Regions from separate parts of the Homo sapiens genome. Here region 1 is linked to region 2. The links are chromatin loops, found by intact Hi-C in ENCODE. Cell type or tissue: natural killer cell. All regions are shown on one strand.

Region 1 (5,000 bases), 180 kb after region 2:
TTGACTGCTGCTTTTAAGCAATATGCAACAAGAATTTCCTTCAGAAAAAAAGCTATGCATTTTTCAAAAAGGAAGAGAATGTGTAACGTCTGAAGATCTTCATTATAAGTCATTCTTTGTTTCAAAATTATACTTGCTTGCCTTTCTGTTTCTATTAGAAATAAAAACACACTCCTTCATGCCTCAAATGAGGTAAGATAATGGTGGTAGGATATCAGTCCTAAGCCTGTCCCAGGGAAGTAAGGGGTTATAATTAGGTGGCCCATTGAGCCTCAACCCTCACTCTGAGGAAATAATCAGAAGCGGGGAACACATCTTTTTTCTTCTGAAGTGCTGGTGGAAGCTTAGCTGGAGGTACTGGTGCCACCCTTTTTTAGCTGTCCCCAAAGGTCAAATATCCTGATCCAGTTTCAGGTTGAGGCCCATCTGGATAAATGAAGACCACAAACTACAGGTGAGAGAAGCCAAGCATGTACTATCCAGTGGCTTAACTATGCATTCTGTAGGGGATCAAAAGACAGCAAACCTCCTTGGTCAATCACTGTGTATAACACCCATCTCCCTAATATTCAATCAATCTGAATGAGTGCTGTCCCAGACCGAGGTAGCCTCTCTGATTTAGCAGCTTTTAAAACTGGCTACCATAACATCCTATAGGATGTTGTTCATCCAGTATCACAGGGTCCAAGAAATCTATCCTCAGTCATTTTACTTAGAGGCAACTTACATGAAATCCACCCGAGTGAGCCATGTGGTGGAATGTGAGAATGGTCCCAACTCCAACTCAGAGAAATCTCGCTGTAAGGAATGTTCAGGAAGAAATGTAGAGATTGAATCCAAAGATTAATTAAAAGATCTCGGCCGGGTTTGGTGGCTCATGCCTGTAATCCCAGCACTTTGGGAGGCCTAGGTGGGTGGATCACGAGGTCAAGAGATCAAGACCATCCTGGCCAACATGGTGAAACCCCGTCTCTACTAAAAATACAAAAAAAAAAAAAAAAAAAAAAAAAGCTGGGCATGGTGGCGCGCGCCTGTAGTCCCAGCTACTTGGGAGGCTGAGGCAGGAGAATCACTTGAACCCGAGAGGACGAGGTTGCAGTGAGCTGAGACTGTGCCACTGTACTCCAGCCTGGTGACAGAAGGAGACTCTATCTCAAAACCAAAACAAAAACAAAACAAAAAAGATCTCATTTATTTGTAGTGTCTGTGCTATAGGATTTATGTTTCCTGAATTATGGCGCCAGTAAAAATACTCCATCCCTCTTGGCAAAGTGCAGAGAACAAATAATTTTACACAAACCTCAGAAGCCACACTGCACAAAGGAACAGGTGACCAGAGGACACTTGCTTCTGGCAATCCCTCAGACAAATTTGTAAAACAAGTAACAGTTGATTCAACAACCACAGGCTTTGGTCTTGTTTCAAACCCTTCTTCTCTGGAACTGGCCTTTTGCCTGAAGCCAGCTTTGGACCTATCCTGTACTATCCTGTCTCTACTTTCCTCTTCTGGATGAAGGAGAACATCCATTTGTTGTTCAGATAAAAAGTACTCTTGTGAGAATGAAACTAATAATGCTTCAGTGACTTTCAGAGGCTTCCTGGTTCCCACTGTATCAATTTAAACTCCTTTGTCAAGATTTCAGGATCCTCCAGTATTGTCAAACACATCTTGTTTTTCCCAGGAGTGCATGCTAAGCCTTTATTCCTTTTGTTCATCTCATCTAAAATTGCCTTCCTGCTTCTCATGTTCTGGCTGACATTTAAGGCTCCGTTTAAGTTCTATTTCCTCTGTGAAGATTTCATTGTTTCTTTTAGCTATTCTGAGGACATTTACTCAGTACCCACACAATGAAGCCACTACCCTGCCTTGTTCACTCTCACTTCTGGTGTGTAACTCATATCTCCCAGCTAGTGGTAAACCACCGCTTGACACTTCACTTTCCATGCCCAGAACTTATCTACTGCTGAGGTTACTGGGGGCTCTTTCTACAGAGAGAGGAAGAAGTTTCTGACATCGAAACTACCTCAAATGGAATGAGGTCATTTAGGATGTAATGAGTTCCTTGTCAGTGGAAGGTATCAGCTAGAGGTCACTGGAAGGGGCCTTCCCTAATGCATAGATCTTAGTTGATTTTTTATACACATTTGATGAATGAATGAATACAGGCTGTTGGGAAAGAGATTCAGATATTCAGTTGGCATGTGACAAAATTCTCAACACCAAGTTTCTATTATTCTATAAAATGGTTGCTCATTAAAGAAAAGCATTTGTCACATTCATAAAAGTCTTTTCTCATTTGGAAACAATTTCACATTTGTTACCTCACTTGATTTTAGCAAACTTGTGAGAGGTGTGAACGTTCACCATTATCTAAGTGTTACACATGAGGAAAGTGATGGAAACATAACAAGGATGTGTAGAAGGTGCATGAGGAGATGGGGGCACAACAATATCCAGGAAACAATGGTTGCCATGCTCTGGCCTTGGGCCATTTAGTGGTGGAGGGTTTGGGAGACAAGTCAGGGATAACAATGGAAAAATAAATCATAGTTAAACTTACTTATCGAGTTTGTGCTTGGATCCACTGGACTACCTATTAAACCAGGACACTATGCAGAAGCTGCTGGTTTCCTCTTCAACAAAGAAGTTAGAATTGCAATTTGGGTGAACATTTTTAACTGAGTCATAGCTGCTCTTTTATTACCTTGTGATAGGGTCCAAAAAACACTCAGAAAATTTGAAAATTCCAAACCGTGCGGCTTCAGGAAATGTATATGAAATTTATTTCTTGCTTTAGTGGAATGGTGGATATGAAGCCATCAGATAACAAGGAATGCCTTTTTTTTTTTTTTGAGACAGGGTTTTGCTCTGTAGCCTAGGCTGGAGTGCAATGATGCGATCTCAGCTCACTGCAACCTCCACCTCCTGGGTTCAAGTGATTCTTGTGCCTTAGCCTCCTGAGTTGCTGGGACAACAGGCATGTGTCACCATGTCTGGCTAATTTTTGTATTTTCAGTAGAGACGGGGTTTCACCATGTTGTCCAGGCTGGTCTTGAACTCCTGGTCCCAATTGATCTACCTGCCTCAGCCTCCCAAAGTGTTGGCATTACAGATGTGAACCATGGTGCCTGGCCAGGAATACCTATTTTAAGAGTAGAATGTGTTAAAGCGCTGAGGTAAATCATAGTAGTATTTTCCTAATGCTCTCTTGTAAACCTTGACAGTATAATATGAATTCAGCAACACAGTTATCAATCAGATACAATGTTCAAATCATTTTGCTGAACACCTGTCAAAAGCTTTGGTTATGCTCCCTGTTGAAGAGGACATCATGAAAAGACTTGGGCAGTATTGTAAGTGTGAAGTAGGAGAATGACAAATTGATCAGGGTGTATTATATGTGGCTATATTTGTTTTCTATCACTACCTAACAAATTATCACAAATGAAGCAGGTTAAAATGACTCACAGGAGTCGTCAGGACTCAGCTAAGATGTGCCCAGTGCACATCTTAGCAGGGTCCTCTGCTTAGAATTTCACAAAGCTGCAGTCAAAGTACTGGCTGGATTGAATTGCTTTCTAGATCTCAGGATTCTCTTTTAGGTTCCCTCATGTTGTTGACAGAACTCAATTCCTTGTGTTGTAGGACTGAGGCCCCTGCTGTATTGCTGGCTTTCAGCTGGGGCTGCCCTCAGCTCCTACAGCCACTCAGTTTCTTGCCTCATGGGCCTTCTCACAACATGGCAGCTTATGATTTCAAGGCCAGGAGGAGAATCTCTGACCTCCTCGGTTTCTGACTTCTAGACCCTCTTTTAAAGGACTTTCCTTATTAGGTCAGGCTTACAAAGCACAATCTCCTTTTTGGTTAACTTGAAATCAACTGATTAAGAATTTTAATTACATATATAAAAATCCCTTCCCTTTTGCCAAATAACATAACTTAATCACTGGAGTAAAATCCTACCATATTCACAGGTCACTAAAGGAAGGGGATTATACAGGGCATGCAGATCAGAAGTGGAAGTCTTCAGATCATCTTAGAATTTTTCCTATTATACTAGTGAATCAGAAGGCAAAACATCATCCTGTTAGTGATGTTTTTCCAGTACCAACTCTCCCATACCAGTTGGGTGTCCTACAATTCAATTCTGACACTATCTGAAGTGAGCATCAGATCCTACGGGTTAAGGGTGCAGACTGTTCTCATATCAGACAGCAGATGTAAGTCCCAGGGGCCGTCTGTACTTCTGTCTCATGAACCACAAATTTGAGGGTTCCTATGACCACCTCTCAGGTTCAATAATTTGCTAGAATGACTCACAGAGCTCAGGGAAGCACTGTAATTATGGTTACTGATTTGTTATATAGTATACAAATGAACAGCCAGGTGAAGAGTTACATAGGGCAACAAGGTCTGTGAGCAGAGTTGAGGGATGGGGCACAGTGCTACATGATATTTCCAGGCACGTCACCCTCCCAGCACATCCTTGTGTTCAGCAACCCGCAAATTTCCCAAATCTTGTTGTTTTAGGGTTTTTTATATGGGACTTCATTACATAACATTCAAGTGTTATGGACTGAATATTTTTGTCCCCCGCCATGTAAATTCACCTGTTGAAGCCCTAATCCTCAATTTGATAATATTTGGAGATGGGGTATTTGGGAGGTAATTAGGATTAGATCAGGTTGTGAGAGAGGGGCCTTCTTGATGAGACTAGTTGCCTTAAAAAAGGAGGAAGAAAGATCCTTCTCTCTTTGTCTGGCTCTGTGTGTGTTGTGTGTACGTGCACTGAGGAAAGGTCACATGAGGACATAGCAAGAAGGTGGACATCTGCAAGCCAGGAAGACAGCCCTTATCAGCAACCAAATTGGCCAGCACCTTGATCTGGAAGTACCTAGCCTCCTGTGAGAATAAGTTTTTGTTGCTTAAGACATCCAGTATATGGTATGTACTTGTGACAGCCAAGCCAACTAAGACAGCAGGTGCATGTAATTAAATT
Region 2 (5,000 bases):
TCATAGAAATTAAGGATAAATAACAAAGTTGAGATGGTGAAAGGGTCATTGCGTACAAATGGAAACCTGCTCTTTGGCCTGTACGTCGGCTAAGTTACTTACTTTGGTTTCTTCACCTGTTCAGCCTTGCTGGTGCTGTGGGTTTCTACATACATTATTGCATTTGGATTTACGCCCTTTATTAACATCATATGTAGATAGAGAACCCAGTTGGGGATTTTCCCAAGGTGACATCTCCGCCCATGACTCATCCTGCTAGATGATGGGTGACCCTCCTTCCAGATGTAAACACAGGTCAGCCTTGCCAGGTCTGATAAGAGACTACCTATACGGCCAAAGCAAAGAATCTTCCCTCATTCTACCTCACAAAAGCCCTTCCCCCTGTGCTCTTGCCCTAGAGATTAACTGTTTTCTCTCTGGTCTCTGTCAAAAACTCAGTGGGGAGAAATGATATTTAAGAATGCAGTGCATATGTCCACTTGAGTATTTAAGTTAGATTCCCGTGTCAGGTTAGGCCACCAAGAAATTACCTATTTTAGCTTCCATAACTTAACCCTTTATAAGGTGCCTTCATTGAGTTTCATTTCATTACTGTGTCTTTTTAGTGACAGTATATACAAGCACCATTATATAAATAGCATTGTTGCCATTTTCCCAAGTCTACTGTTAAAAGATTGGCTGCTGCGTCATTAAATATCCCAGGTGATAAAATCTTTTTAATAATTATGAAGAAAAATTTGTGTCTTAGAAAATGGGAAAAGATACTATTTTCTTTCATTAATTCTAGCACAAATTTAACAGTTCTGTCAATCTTGAGCATAGGCAGAGACTGCATTAACAGTTTTTGTAACTGTCTACAATGGAAATCATATTACCATTTTAACAGAAATTTAAAAAATATTATTTATGCTCATCAACAACTTTGTAATCAGGATATTAATAGTTGTTAGACCTACCTTTAGATATTAGTATTTAATGCATTATTTTAAAAGCATATTTGTTTTTCCTTTCCGGTCAGGGAACCAAAAAGGAAAAAGAAAAAAAAAAAGAAAGAAAAACAAGTTTATTTTTCTAATATAATTATTTGTTTGTAATCTTCTGTGTTTATTTTATGCATTTGAAAACATAGTTCTGAGTAGGGCTTCACAAAGTAGCCAGAGAGGTCCCTGGCACATACTCCAACAGCCTTCCTGGGGCATGTGTACTTCCTGGCAGCCTCCCTCCTGGTTCAGATGTTTACCTGCATTTTCTTTTCTGGAGGGCCTCTTCCTTCCCTGATCTGAGCTCTCTTAATACCTTGCATTATGATCAGCCATGTCTGTCTCTCTTACTAGTATGTGAGCTATTTGAGAGAAGGGACTCTCTCATTATTTTATTTTTATTCTTAGCACCTAGGAATGTGCCTTATTTTTAGTGAGCCATTAGTAATTAAATGCCACTTTTTTTAAACCCCATCCCATTCTAGTATTGCTCTTCCTCGTGGCATTGATTGACAGGTTGTTCTTGGCATTTTGGCTCAGAGTTCACTGCTGTAGAATGCTCATCAGGCAAGGAATGATGATTTTTTTTTTTCATTGGATTTTCTCAATGCTAACTTTAAATTTTTTTAAGTCAGCCTTTTGGATGTTGTTGTGCCTTTGATGAAGCAGTCCAGGTATTAGGAACATACTTTCCTCCTTCTTCAGGTTGTAATCATTGGTAGTTAGCTGTCTTTTGTTTGAAATTTGGCTATTTATTTCAACATTGGTAGTCTTAGGAAAGCTAGAGAGTTTTCTTATAAGGGCCTGTATAATTTCCAAGTTCACACTTGATTGAAGGCAGCATGGTATCAGTGGAGAGAAAACTCTTCTACATTTGAACAATTGGATCTTATTATTAGTGCTGTCCCTTAGAGGTGGCTTAGTATGATGGGAAGGACAGGAATAGTAATGAATTCCAAAAAGACCTGATTAGTTTTTTTCTTAATACAGCCCCAAACCTGAGAATGAAATTATTTATTTGATTGAAACAACATGTCTTTGGAATCAGTGGTGATTATTAAAAACAGTAAAAGTGCAATTTTTTTCTTATATCACATTTGCCTTAAATATGAGATGTAGGTAAGTCAGATGAAATTTTATGACCAAATTTTTATCATTTCACTTTACAAAGTGTTCGTTCTCTCAAGTCTTTCTTACATCATATTTACTGAACTGAAGAATAAATGTTGGAGATGGTGTTTTCTTCCTAACTCACTTGGTCAGCTGTTTTTCATTTTTGTTTTCAGCATATCAGTTGAATAGTTCTGACTATACATGGGCTGGCTGATATTTAAGGAATTTTTAAAAATTGGAAGGACTCTTAGTTTTTTATATGTAGTATTTCAGAAATTATTAAATATATAATCCATGAAAAATACAGAGAAACACATAAAGAAGTACTAAATAAATCCCATTACCCAGAGTTATACATCACTAACATTTTAGTATGTATTTTCTCAGTGTTCCTTTTTTCTAGGCATACATATCTGTGTGAGTGACACATCATCACAAGATTTAGCGGTTTAAACCAGTGATAACTATTTAGCTCATGATTCTGTGGGTTATCAATTTAGGCTAGGCTTGGCTGAGGGGTTCTTCTGGTCTAAGCTATGCTGCCTCATGCATCTGTGGTCAGCTGCAGAATAGCTTGTCTGATCTTGGCTGGGTTCTCTCACAGGTTTATGGCCTGTGGTCAGTGTGATCTCTCATCTCCAACAGGGTAACTTGGGCTTGTTCACACCCCAGAGTCTGAGGTTCTTAGAGAGAAAGCAGAAGTGTTCAAGCCCTCTTGAACGAAGGACTATGAATCTGTGTACCATTACTTCTGCTATATTCTTTTGGCCAGTGCAAGCTAAGCCACAGTCTAGGCCAGATTCAAAGGGTGGGAAATAAACTTCAGTCCTTGATAGGAGGATCTACAAAGTCGTATGCACAGGATGTGGAAACGGGGAGGAGTGAAGATTTTTGGGCAGTTTGGAAATTTACCACAGTGTACACGTGTGTTTACATATGTGTACGTAGATGAAAAGTGAGAGCATATACATTCTGCATTTTTATCACCAGACATGCTCCAAATCCAAGTTACTAATCCAACCCTGTGGATATATTGGGGAAAGTAAGTAAATCTTAAATGGGAAGTGCCTCAACAAGTATCTAGAACAATACCTTCCATTCAATCAATGGAAGGCTTAAAAAAAAAAAAGGAAATGTAATTTCTTTAGGCCACTGCTTGAATTCTATTGGTGTTACTTCCTGGTTGGCTTTATTTCCTTGCTCATGTTTTTCTATGTTTACTTCCTGGTTGGTTTTATTTCTTCACTCATTTTTTCCCATGCTTATTTTCTGGTTGGTTTTATTTCCTTTTCTTTCCATGTTTATTCTTTTGGTTGATGGTCTGGAGCACCTATGTTGTGTTAGTCTATTTTCGCATTGCTATGAAGAACTACCTGAGACTGGGTAATTTATAAAGAGAAGAGGTTTAATTGACTTATGGTTCTGCAGGCTGTATAGGAAGCATGGATGGGGAGGCCTCAGAAAACCTACAATCATGGCAGAAGGCAAAGGGGAAGCAGCTCATCTTATATGGTCTGAGCAGGAGGAAGAGATAGCAGTGGGAGATGCCACACACACACACACACACACACACACTCTCTCTCTCTCTCTCTCTTAAACAGCCAGATCCTGTGAGAACTCTATCACAAGACAGCACTAGGGAGATGGTGCTAAACCATTAGAAACCACCCCCGTGATCCAGTCACCTCCCACCAGGCCCCACCTCCAATATTGGGGATTCCAATTCAACATGAGCTTTGGGTGGGGACACAGAGCCAAACCATATCACCTGTCATGGGAGAGCACTGCTCTAGACTACTTCTAAACTGTTCTGAGATCTTGGAAAAGTCACTTGACTTTGTCAAGAGTATCAGTAGATGTTACATCATCTATTTAGTCAAAATAAAAACTACCTCACAAAATTATTGGGAGAATTTAATTACCTCATGAATATGGACATATGCTGGAAACTAGATGTGTTATCGTTCCTAGGAATTATTTATGCTTTTATGGAATGTCTGTAACGTTTTTTTACTTAACATTTTGGCCATGTCCCCAGCATCTCTAACTGGCCCTACCATTTTTTAAAATGACGTGTATATTTTTTTAAGCCACTGTTGGTTCATTTCTGCTTAGTTCATATTAAAGAAAATTCAAGTTTTACAGCCTTAGCTTACACACTAATCTTCAGAACACCATAGCCATTTCTTTAATCTGATGGATGCCCTCGCATGATGCCTGTCTTCTCTGATCAGAAATGACATTCTTAACATCAATAGATTCTTAGACTTTTCTGACAGGAAATATTTTTGAGGATATGTAATCAGTTATGGGGTATGCTTGTCAATACATTTTTCCTGCAAAAATAAATCAGAAATCCTATCAAAATAGCATTATGAAAGAATCCATTTCCCTTAATACTCCTCATGAAATGGTCATGCCTGAAGTTTCTGAGAATTTTTATTTAGATGAAGGTTGTGTATTTAATTTATATACTGGCCATTTTTCTAACCAGCCAATCTGCATAAATTTCATATCCTAAGCAGGAAGAAAATGGTTGTGATCTGGAGCCAGCCTCTTCCTTATAAAGCCTGCATCACCTTCCTTTTCCCTTGGCTAGCCTCTTCTACTTTCCAGACCCTGTGAGTTTCACCATAAACCTTCTTTATTCCCTTCCGCTACCCACATACATGCACACCTAGCCAAAGAAAGAGAAACCAAAGAAACAGAACCTGTAGGGATAAATAGGGATATCACTCTACAGTGCCCCTTTGCTTCTCTTTGCCCTTTTCTGGACAGGAGCAGATAGAATTCATTCCTCTTCCATTTTGAAAGTTTGTCTGTGCCTATTCACTTACCCACTCATTTATCCATCCATTCATTCATTCACTGTTCATCTGTCAGGAACAGTGTTACAGACACCGTGCT

The links. A loop is a pair of places that touch in the nucleus more often than their neighbours do. Peaks named below come from ENCODE experiments on the same cell type or tissue, not always from the same donor. Only the 100,000 strongest peaks of a DNase experiment are listed, where the experiment ranks them.
Region 1: it touches region 2 in a loop (14-fold over the local background); 2 of 110 quality-filtered maps call a loop at or near these places.

What each region holds. Positions count from the first base shown.
Region 1 is chr9:7,296,383-7,301,382 of GRCh38, forward strand. No RefSeq gene overlaps it. Among named protein-coding and RNA genes, the nearest start is that of DMAC1, 500 kb to the right of the region's middle. In natural killer cell, no CTCF peak of the experiment used is centred here; no DNase peak of the experiment used is centred here; H3K27ac peaks cover 454 bases.
Region 2 is chr9:7,118,599-7,123,598 of GRCh38, forward strand. The region is part of intron 18 of KDM4C (lysine demethylase 4C); the gene reads left to right. Among named protein-coding and RNA genes, the nearest start is that of KDM4C, 360 kb to the left of the region's middle. In natural killer cell, no CTCF peak of the experiment used is centred here; no DNase peak of the experiment used is centred here; H3K27ac peaks cover 469 bases.